Regions from separate parts of the Homo sapiens genome. Here region 2 is linked to region 1. Evidence: chromatin loops called from intact Hi-C (ENCODE). Cell type or tissue: psoas muscle. All regions are shown on one strand. Each heading gives the region's core, and the rest is flanking DNA. Links, peaks and the distances in the headings are about the cores only. Region 1 has its middle 110 kb from the start of UST. Region 2 overlaps LOC124901425 (a long non-coding RNA gene).

Region 1 (5,384 bases), core at 320-5,319:
ATTTTATTATCTAATACTGAAGTGTCTTTGATGGGAAGATAGTTCTTTGAAAGCCATTCCCTGTGTGTCCTATTCACCTGCCTTCCTTCCAGGAAGCAGTCAATAAGATTAATGAGAGTTTTCAATGAGTTAGACTTGGAGAAAAAGGCCCCCAGTTAACTAATCGTGTCTACTTAGTGTTCAAATTGAAGTACCCTATTAAACCAAAACACCCAGATTTTTAAGTTAAGATTTTTCTTATCACTATTAAGTCATTATTATGATAATAGTGACAATAACTAAGTACTTTGGCCTCTTCAGCATGTAATTCTAATAATGTTTAGTTTTATGTATAAATGGTTTAACCACACCTACTGCTAAAATTTTTATTTTATCTTATTCATAAGGAAAATTTATGCTTTATTAGCGATTTACATCCTGCTAGGATCCTGTAGACTAACTTTGCATTCACAATATTTGTTTTTTCTTCACATAGTACACCCCAGATAGTTTTCATAAGCTTAGATTTCCCTAAAAATAAGTTACCTTCCAGCTATAGCTGCTTCTGAATGTTAGATTTCTCTCCTTGCAGTGGCCAGATTTTGCCATATGCCCTTCTGCTGGAGGTGGGATAGGATTTGGCCCCCGTGTTAGTTTTCTAGAGCTTCCATAACAAAGTGCCACAGACTGACTGGCTTAAACAACAGACATTTATTTTCTCAAAATTCTGAAAGCTATGTGTCCAAGATGAAGGTGTCAGCAGGGTTGGTTTCTGCTGAGGCCTCTCTCCTTGGCTCGCAGATGACCATCTTCCCCCTGTGTCTTCACTTGGTCTTCTCTCTGTGTGTTTGTGTCCTAATCTCCTCTCCTTATAAGGATACCTGTCATATTGGAATTGGGCTCATTCTAATGATCTCGTTTTAACTTAAAGACCCAATCTCCAAATATAGTCACATTCTGAAATACTGGGGGTTAGGACTTCAACATACAAATTGTGAGTACGGAGACACAATTCAGCCCATAAGGGTGCTGGAGGCAGTGAAGAGTGGAAAAGAACATTTTTTTGAAACCACTTTGTATTTGAGGCAATTTGCAAACATTATGTCATCCTCACAAAGCCTTATGAGGTAGGAGTTATTATTTCTGATTTACAGATGAGGAATCAGAAACACAGAGACAGGCAGTAACAAAGTGGAAGAGTCAAGATGAACACCTGGGTCTGATTGGCTTCAAAGTCCGTGTTCTGTCCACCAGCATATCCTTCATCTCTGCTGTATCTAAAACTCTTTACTCCGCTGGGCCTTGTCTTTTACAACCTTCTCCACTGAATGACTTGTACTCTTGGCTTCACTGCCCACTCCCCAAACCAAATCATCAACCAGTAGATTTGGGGAAATGAAGATGGTCCATTGCCATCAGAACTGGTAATGGTCCGTGATATGGTTTGGTATGTCCCCACCCAAATCTCATCTTGAATGATAATCCCTATAATCCCCGTGTGTCTAGGGAGAGACGTGGAGGGAGGTGATTGGATCGTGGGGGCATTTTCCCCCATGCTGTTCTCGTGATAGTAAGTTCTCACGAGATCTGATGGTTTTACAAGGCAGTTTTCCCTGCTCTTGCTTGCTCTTCTCTCACCTGCTGCCATGTAAGACATGCCTCTTCCCCTTCCACTATGATTATAAGTTTCCTGAGGCCTCCCCAGCCATCTGGAACTGTGAGTCAATTAAAATTCTTTTCTTTGTAAATTACCCAGTCTCAGGTAGGTCTTTATAGCACTGTGAGAACAGACTAACACAGCCCTTGTCCTAGAGTAACCTGAAGACTCACCCCTTCCTTCCTGCCTCTGGGTCAGCACAAACTCAGTAACCTGAGTAGCACATCTGCTTGGGCAGTTTCCCTTGATGGATCTTCTCAGTCTGGGGTGCTCCAGATATCACTTAAAGCAAACCAATCCTCAGGAATCTGGTGCCATGTTCAGATGCAGTTGCTGTGGGGATACCTGTTTTCCTTAGGCACTGTGTCCTAGAATCTCTCTTCTAAATTAGGAACATTTTCTCAGCTAGGACTCATGGTAAAATAATCTCTTAGCACAGGCCTATCCAGGGCTAAAAACATTGATGAAACATTTGTGTTGCTTCTTTTGAAACCTACAAATAGGATCAGCCTTGCATGTAGGCAGAGGAGACAGCTGCCCGTGGGATGGTTTCAGGACACCCAGGAAAATATCCTAGGTTAAAGAACTTTGTCTCCCACTCAATGCCACTCTTGTGTTTTGTGGGTTCAGTTTGCTTTTTAATTGCCTAGATTTTTCACTCTATTATTGTGAGATAAATTATTTTTGTATTATTGAGCAATTAACTCGTATTCCATTTACAATTCTCAGACTAAATCCCAAGCAACTGCTTCCTCAAATTTTCCACATTTGCAAATCAGTTAGGTTGATTTGCAAAGGGTTTAGAGCTAATCCAACCATTTGATTAATACCGATGCTGATACAAGGGCCAAAAGAGAGTCACTGAACTTCGGTTTTCAGCTCTGCCAGGCAAAAACACACATATTATTTCACATATCTATTTATGCAGGCTGTCCTCCCAGGTTGATCTGCTTCCATTTAAGGTAATTTCTCAGTATTTGCACTGCAGAGTAAATATAAATTTATAAAAGCTTGGGTATTTGCCATTATACAAAATAAAAATATAAGTATAGACAGAAATTATTAGAACTGGAAAGGGATTTAGAAATCATTTATTTCAACCTGATTTTATGGCTGAGACAACTCAAGTTTAGTAAAATAAAGAAATTCATTTAAGGCTTCACAATTAGTTAATGGCAGAACTAGACATTCACTCCAAGTCCTGGCCTCTCACGACAGCACTATTGCCTACCATATACTGTGAATACTTACGTAAGTTCATACATATGCTTGTTATAAGTTGTCCCTACCTCCTTTCCGAGTTGGATTTAGGAAAAAACATTGTTTTTTCAGGCTGAAAATAAGTTAGGAGAAAGCTATGTCTTATTCTTTAAAGATATTCAAGTAAGTTATGATTTATGCCAGCTTTAAAAGGAGGAAATGTGATATTTAAAATGGCATATGAAAATACCATCTATTTCCTAAGTTTTATTCCAATTTACAGTAAATATTTTTAAACCTCTGCATGTAGTTCCTGTACTTCTATGATGTAGCTCTGAGTCTAAACTAACAGCTGAAAAAGAAAATACTAGGCAACAGATGCTATGCCAAAAGCAGGGTCATTTACAGAAAACGCCCTGAAACATTCTGAGGATCACTGTCAAAGGCTATGGACCTAAAGTTAGATCTGTTTTGGTTCATGGGGTCACACCGACACAAGTAATGTTGCTGTTCTTCTGCCAGGTCGATCTAACCTTCAGATAGTCTACGTCATTCTTGGGAGCAGGTGCTTACTCGGATGCAAAAGACTTCTCAGATCCTGCCATCTGGGGTCTTGTTCATCACATTTGGAAATGATTCTTCCATCCCTTACACTTTATAGTAGCTATTATCTATGACTACCCTGCTCTATTGATGGCACGTGCTGTCTAGTACTTATTTGTGTTCCTGTTTTTTCTCTCTGATTAGATCAAAGATGACCATTTTCAGGTGTTCATGCCCATTACAGGACCCAAGGCAGTGCTTTAAGTGTAATATATGGCCCATAAATTAATTGCAAAAGAAAATACAATATATTTAATGTGTTTGAGAATTTAAAAGTTTAAGAGGAAAGGTATATTTCTTATAGATGTGTATAAACGGTCATTTTTCTTATAATCACACTTTTCTGTCCAGTAGATGGATTTATCCATTGCTCTTGGACATTAACTTGTATTAGAGAATATAATTGACATGGAAGATGTCTGTGGGAATGCCTAAAATAGTCATGCTTCTACTGTAGCAAAAGAAAGTTAGACTGGCCCAAATTTCTTAATTTACAGGTAAGGCAATCAAGATCTGGGAAATTATCTCTTGTCAAGGTTAAAAAGCAAGGTAATGGCAGATTTCTGTATTTGCTATAGTTGTCAAATGGGGATTTTTTTAAAAATGTATTTGTGAACTGTAAGAATGCATGCACCTGCATGCACTTCTGTTTTTTGTTTGTTTGTTTGTTTGTTTTTTGGCTCCATGCTTGACATTAACTTTTAGAAAATAATTTAAATTATAACTGGAGTACTTACAGTTCCTACATGAGAGTGCCATTACCTTAGCTTAACTTTGTGAAGACTGTGCTAGTACTAACAGGGATTAAATATTGATGCAGATTATTTCGGTTGGGAAAGAAAGACAGCACAAAGGGATAGGCCTGGTATTCTAATTTCTCATGATACAGTGGATTTTTTTGCTGGGGCACAGAGGGGGTCTCACTACATTGCCCAAGTTGGTCTCAAACTCCTGAGCTCAAGAAATTCTCCTGCCTTAGCCTCCCAAGTAGCTGGGACTACAGGTACATGCAACTGTGCCCAGCTTATCTTCATTGCACTTTAACAGATTTCTTTCCCTTCTGGCTGGCTTTTATCCAGAGCCCGAAGCCCCCATTACAGGACTGTCACCAGCTCACATTACTCTATGCTTGGTCATGGTCCTCAATGTAATACCTGACACTGGGCTTCCTCTCTCATGACCATAGCTCTCAAATGCTCCCTACCTCCTTTTCTTTCTTCCCAACTCTTTGCACCATACACTCTGAAGGCCATATTGCAGAAGCTTTAAAGATGTTGTAAACTCAAACCAACAAAACAAATTCTTTCCTTTTTCACAACTCAGAAAACACATGGAATATATAAAAGATTAGTAAAATAATGTGCAATGCGTTCTGGTGTCTTCTCTTTTTTAAAAAAAAATTGGTTGTGGGACAATTGCATATCCACATGCAAAGAAAAATGAAGTTATATCCTTATTCATATCATATACAACATTTAACTCAAAACAAATTATAGACCTAAATGTAACTGAAAACTATAAAACTTCTTGAAGAAAACATAAGAGTAAATCTTTGGGACGTTGAGTTGGGAAGAAATTTTTTTAGATAAATTTTCTTTAAAGAATTGATAAATTGAACAAAATCAAAATTAAAAATGTTTGTGCTTTGGCCGGGAGCGGTGGCTCGTGCCTGTAATCCCAGCACTTTGGGAGGCCGAGGCCGGCGGATCACGAGGTCAGGAGATTGAGACCATCGTGGCTAACACGGTGAAACCCCATCTCTACTAAAGATACAAAAAATTAGCTGGGCATGGTGGCGGGCGCCTGTAGTCCCAGCTACTCAGGAGGCTGAGGCAGGAGAATGGCATGAACCCCGGAGGCGGAGCTTGCAGTGAGCCGAGATCGCGCCACTGCACTCCAGCCTGGGAGGCAGAGCGAGACTTCGCCTCAAAAAAAATAAATAAAT
Region 2 (5,384 bases), core at 268-5,267, 100 kb before region 1:
CTCCTGGGGTGCTAAAGAGGTTCCAGAATTGGAGCTGTATTCAGACATACATTCATTCAGCAGATCCTTACTGAGGGCCCAACGTGTGCCTGGCCCGGGATTTGCAGTGGGGCCCAAGACAAGCCCTGCTCCCATGAAATTCACATCCACCGTGAGGGGAGATGGATGGCGAATAAACAAATATATTATGCTAGGTAGTGTTAAGTGTTATTGAGAGAATAAGACAGGGTGATGCGACTAAGAGTGATGGGTTGAAAGGAGCAGTCTACTGCAGACTGCGTGGACAGGGACAACTTCTCTAAGGAGTTGACCTTTGCAATGTGACCTAAAGGATGAGAAGGATCTTCCTGGGGAAGTTCTGGGGCACAAGCATTTCATGCAGAGAAAACATCCATTTAAGGTCTTTCTGCCTCATATCTTCCCTAAAATGGAAATAGACTTGGTATGTGCCACCGTGATGGGAGTGGGTCATTGAGAAAACAGGTGACATGAGATGAGGCTGGAGAGGTGGGTGGTGCCAGTCCCTGTAGGGCTTTGTAGACCAGGGTAGAGAGTTTGGGTTTTATTCAAGGTGAGATGGGAAAGGGTTCAATGATCAACATGAGCTGATTCATGTTTTTAATTCATCACTTAGGGTGCTGTGTAAGGTTGGCTTGTTGGCAGTGAAAGTGGCAGTAGGAAGATGAGTCATCCAGTAAAATGGTGAGGCTGGCTGGGCTCAGGCTGGTAATGGGGAAGACAGAAAGAAGTTAAACTCAGGATGTGTTTTTTTGGAGGTCGAGGGTATAAACTTGTCAACGAAGTGGATGACGGGAAGTGAGAGAAGAACTAAGCTAAGAATGATACCTAAGGTTTTTGTCAGAGCACCTGGAATGATGCTGAAGCTATTTCTCTGTTTCTTGAAATGCAGAAAACTGAAGCAGGAGCAGGCTTGGGAGAGGGACATGGGTGGCCAAAGTAACCAAGAGTTATGATCAACTATGTTAAGTAGGCAACTGGATATATGAATTTGGAGCTCCAGGGAAAGGTCATGGCTAAAGACATAAATTCAGAAGTTATTTCTATCAATGTGGTATATAAAATCACATAATTGAATAAAATTACCTAGAGAAGCATGTAGATGGAAGGAATAAAAGATGGCACAGGACAAAGCCTTCAGGAAGTCCAACATGCAGAGGTCAAACAGAATAAGTTCACCCAGCAAAAGAGATTGAGTGAGTAGGCAGAGGGCCCAGAGGAAAACCAGGAGAGTGTGGTGTCACTGAAGCCAAAAGAACAAAAGTATTCCATGAAGGAGAGAACGATCCTCTGTAACAAATGCTCCTAAGATGTTGTGGCAGAGACTCCTGCTTGTCCTCTGTACCCATTTTCTCCATTTTTCTTTTAGTAATAGAAACCACTGAGCTGTAGCTGGACACAAAGCCACTTACATGGAGACTACATTTCCCAGTCTCTTTTGCAGCTAGGTGTGGCCATGAGGCTGAGCTCAAGTCAGTGGGGTGTGAGAAAAAGGAACTTATGCAATCTGCTATACTTGGCCTTACAATATTGGGTGTGCACGCCACCTTTCTCTTTTCCTGGTTTTCCATAGGCTGGAATGTGGACATGGAAGGGGCTCAGCTTCAATCATGTGCATGAGGACAGTACTCCAAGGAATATCAGAGAAATTGGTGAAAGGAACCTGGGAACCTGAATGCTCTTAAGCAGAGCCATCCATCTGCTGTGGATTGCCTACTGCCATTTGGACTCCCTTGTGAAAGAAATAAATTAAATTCTCTCTACAATCACTGTATTTTGGGGTCTCTATTTTAGCATCATAGCCCACACCATAAATAATTCACCTATCAAGAAAGATGACAGACACTTTAGGAGGCCAAGGTGAGCAGATCACCTGAGGTCAGGAGTTGGAGACCAGCCTGGCCAACATGGCAAAACCCCATCTCTACTAAAAATACAAAAATTAGCCAGGCATGGTGGTGCATGCCTGTAATCCCAGCTACTTGGGAGGCTGAGGCAGGAGAATTGCTTGAACCCAGCAGTGGAGGCTGTAGTGAGCCAAGATCACACCATTGCACTCTGGCCTGGGTGACAGAGCAAGACTCTGTCTCAAAAAAAAAAAAAAAAAAAGAAAAGAAAAAGAAAGAAAAGAAAAGAAGAAAGAAAAAAAGATGACAGAGGAAACACCCTGCAGCCGATTGGTGAGTTTGACAATTTCAGAGGTATGACTGGGATAGGAGTAGACTGAAGAGCTAATCCATTCATTCACTCTTTCATTCATTCCACATATTTATTGAGTTTTCATTCTGTGTCATGCACTGTCCTAGGCTGCGAGATATAGCAGAAAACAACAGAGATAATGCCCTTGTTCTCATGGCACATGTGTTCTAGTGGAGGAGACAAAAAGTAAACACATAAACAGATATCGCATAAACAGGTCAATGTGAAGGCCAGGTAGTGACCTGTGCTAAGAAGAAAATAAAGCTGAGATCATGGAGAGGAAGTGCTACTTTAGAAACAGTGCTCAGGGGAGGAATTTCAGAGAAGGGTACTTTTGAGATAAATTGAATAAATAGAAATTAAAGGGAAAGCTATATGGAAATCCTGGGGAAGAGTACACCAGGAAGAGGGAACAGAAACTGCAGAGTCCCCGAGGCAGGAATTCACTTGCTTAAGGAATAGAAATAAATCGGATGTGCTATAGAGCACAGCACATGAGGTGATCAAAGTGCATGAGGGAGATTAAATTGGAGAGAAAAAAAGATGCCAGATCATCAGAGTCTGAAAACAAGGAAAAGGGGTTTCAATTTTTTTGTAGGTGTGATGGGAAGCATTGAAGTCATCATAGGGGGTTTAACCAGATTTTGCATTTTAAAATACTGATCCTGCTGCTATATTGAATGTGAGGGTAAGGGTGAAATCAGTTGGTTGATTCAAGTTATCCAGGCCAGAGATGATGGTGGTTTGGGCTTGAATAGCAGCGGTGAAGGTGGTGAGAAGTAGTCTGATTTGGGAGAGGATGTGTGTACATGTGTGTGTGTGTTGGAGATGGCTATAGAATGGCTACAGAAACATCTTTGAGATGATCTACTATATAGGGGTGCAGAGAAATGGGCAGCAGCTGGGAAGCTTATAGGGATTTAGGAAGTCTCTCTCTCTGTCTCCTTTCCCCTCTCTCTCTTTTAAAGATAGGAAATACCAGATTTAATGTGGTAATTGGGATGATCCAGTAGAAAGGGATGCATTTGTGGTGCCAGAAAGACAGGTGAAATTTACAGGAAAAGTATGAAGCCACAATTAAGTAGAGGGCTTATAGTCTTTAATATAAGCAAAGACACTTCATTCATCGAAGAAGGCAAGATGTACCAGAAAATTTATTGGTGAGAAAATACAGAAAATTTCATGTGGTGGCATCCATTTAATCAATGAAATGTGCAGCAACTGAGAGTGAAGATTTGGGCAAGAAGAGAGGTAGGAGGTTTCAATAAAGAGAACCCATAGTGGCATGATTATTTCAGAGTGAGAGACATACAACGAAAGTGCATAGGATTGCTGAACAGTTTGAGCTCATTTAAACTTGGTGGTTCTGAATTTCAAGTGAGTCAAGTCAGCACCAGTGCTGTGTTTTCTGGTGGCTCAGTTTGGTGACTTGTGTGTAGATGCTGAGTAGGGGTTTAGTTGTGCTTAGACATGGCTGAAGTTTTATTAGGGAAATGGAGAACATGCCAATAGTGTTAGGGATGCTTGCAAAAGAGCAGTGTGATGTTGGTCCCTGATACGGTTTGGCTGTGTCCCCACCCAAATCTCATCTTGAATTGCATCTTCCACAATTCCGACGTGTTGTGGGAGGGACCCAGTGGGAGGTAATTGAATCATGGGGGCGGGTCTTTCCCATGCTATTCTCATGATAGTGAATAAGTCTCGTGAGGTCTGATGGCTTTATAAGGGGGAGTTTCTCTGCACAAGCACTCTCTTTGCCTGCTGCCATCTGTGTAAGATGTGACTTGTTCCTCCTTCCTTTCTGCCATGATTGTGAGGCTTCCCCAGCCACATGGAACTGTAAGTCCATTAAACCTCTTTCTTTTGTAAATTGCCCAGTCTCGGGTATGTCTTTATCAGCAGCGTGAAAACGAACTCATACAGTCCCTGAAATCTAAACTAAGAAAAAAATAAGGAAATAGGGGAACAATAATCCAGATTTTATAGGCCTGAAAGTAATACAATTGAGGGGAAGCCCTGTTAAAGATGAGAAGACAAAATTATGAATACAGAATTAGGTATGAGACAATATTGATTTAGAATGACAAAATTAATTCTAACAAATTATGAATTTATAATGTTGATATTTATCAACATAACAAATCCAGAAAATGTACATATTTTTATTAACTGCTTGAAATGCTTTTATTATATATTTTCTTATATAATATACATATAAAAGATGATATAAGGTGATCAAAGAGTGTACAACCAACCCATTATTATATTATTATATTATGTGTTGGTTGCATACCCTTTGATCCACCCCTTCACATGACAACAATTTTGTAATAATTTTTTAAATTCTGGAAATAGATAATTCAGTCCTTCCTCTAGCATGGGGAATGGAAACCGAAAAAATGTTTAACTCTAGATATCTGGGATGCAAAAATCATGTGATTTCAATTTCACACACACATGTGCTTGCTGTTTTTTTTCTTTGGAGATGGAGTTTCGCTCTTGTTGCCCAGGCTGGAGTACAATGGTGTGATCTCGGCTCACTGCAGCCTCCACCTCCTGGGTTCAAGTGATTCTCCTGCTTCAGCCTCCTGGTAGTTGGGATTACAGGCATCTGCCACCATGCCCAGCTAATTTTTTTTTTTTTAGTAGAGATGTGGTTTCACCATGTTGGCCAGGCTGGTCTCGACCTCCTGGCTTTTTGTAGTTATAGCTATAGGTTTCTGCTGTCCTACTGCAGGAATTTTGATCAATTCTATTTTACATGATTCCCATCATAAAAGAAAAAAATCCACAGGGTGATTTTCTGTACATTACATCCTTGAGAATATTCATTGACAGGAGACAACTTCTGTTTTGCCTGGGCATCACTGAGAACAAAGGCTTCACTGAAGCAATTGCTTCCCTACATTTTTAACCTTGTTTCTTCACTACCTGTTGCTGGCAGAGGCCTGTTGCTAGCATAGGCCACATGGCACAAGGTCTTGTGGGCATAAGTCCCCCAGCCCTGCAACTTTGTGTCACTACATGAGAAGAGTGGAGCCAGTGTGCAGGCAGCAGGAGGAATCCTGCAGCCATTATGACTCTGGCGATTACATGACTCTATTCACAGGTGGTTGTGAACCCTTTATCCCCACTAAACCCAATATAAATGCATTCCCTACTAAACT

The links. Peaks named below come from ENCODE experiments on the same cell type or tissue, not always from the same donor. Only the 100,000 strongest peaks of a DNase experiment are listed, where the experiment ranks them.
Region 2: it touches region 1 in a loop (2.0-fold over the local background); 1 of 110 quality-filtered maps calls a loop at or near these places.

Annotation. Positions count from the first base shown.
Region 1 is chr6:148,631,984-148,637,367 of GRCh38, reverse strand. No RefSeq gene overlaps it. Among named protein-coding and RNA genes, the nearest start is that of UST, 110 kb to the left of the region's middle. In psoas muscle, for the core only: no CTCF peak of the experiment used is centred there; no DNase peak of the experiment used is centred there; H3K27ac peaks cover 2,398 bases.
Region 2 is chr6:148,732,271-148,737,654 of GRCh38, reverse strand. It overlaps LOC124901425 (a long non-coding RNA gene), which reads left to right. Exons shown (of 2, transcript XR_007059806.1): 2 at 1,592-1,784. Among named protein-coding and RNA genes, the nearest start is that of UST, 12 kb to the left of the region's middle. In psoas muscle, for the core only: no CTCF peak of the experiment used is centred there; no DNase peak of the experiment used is centred there.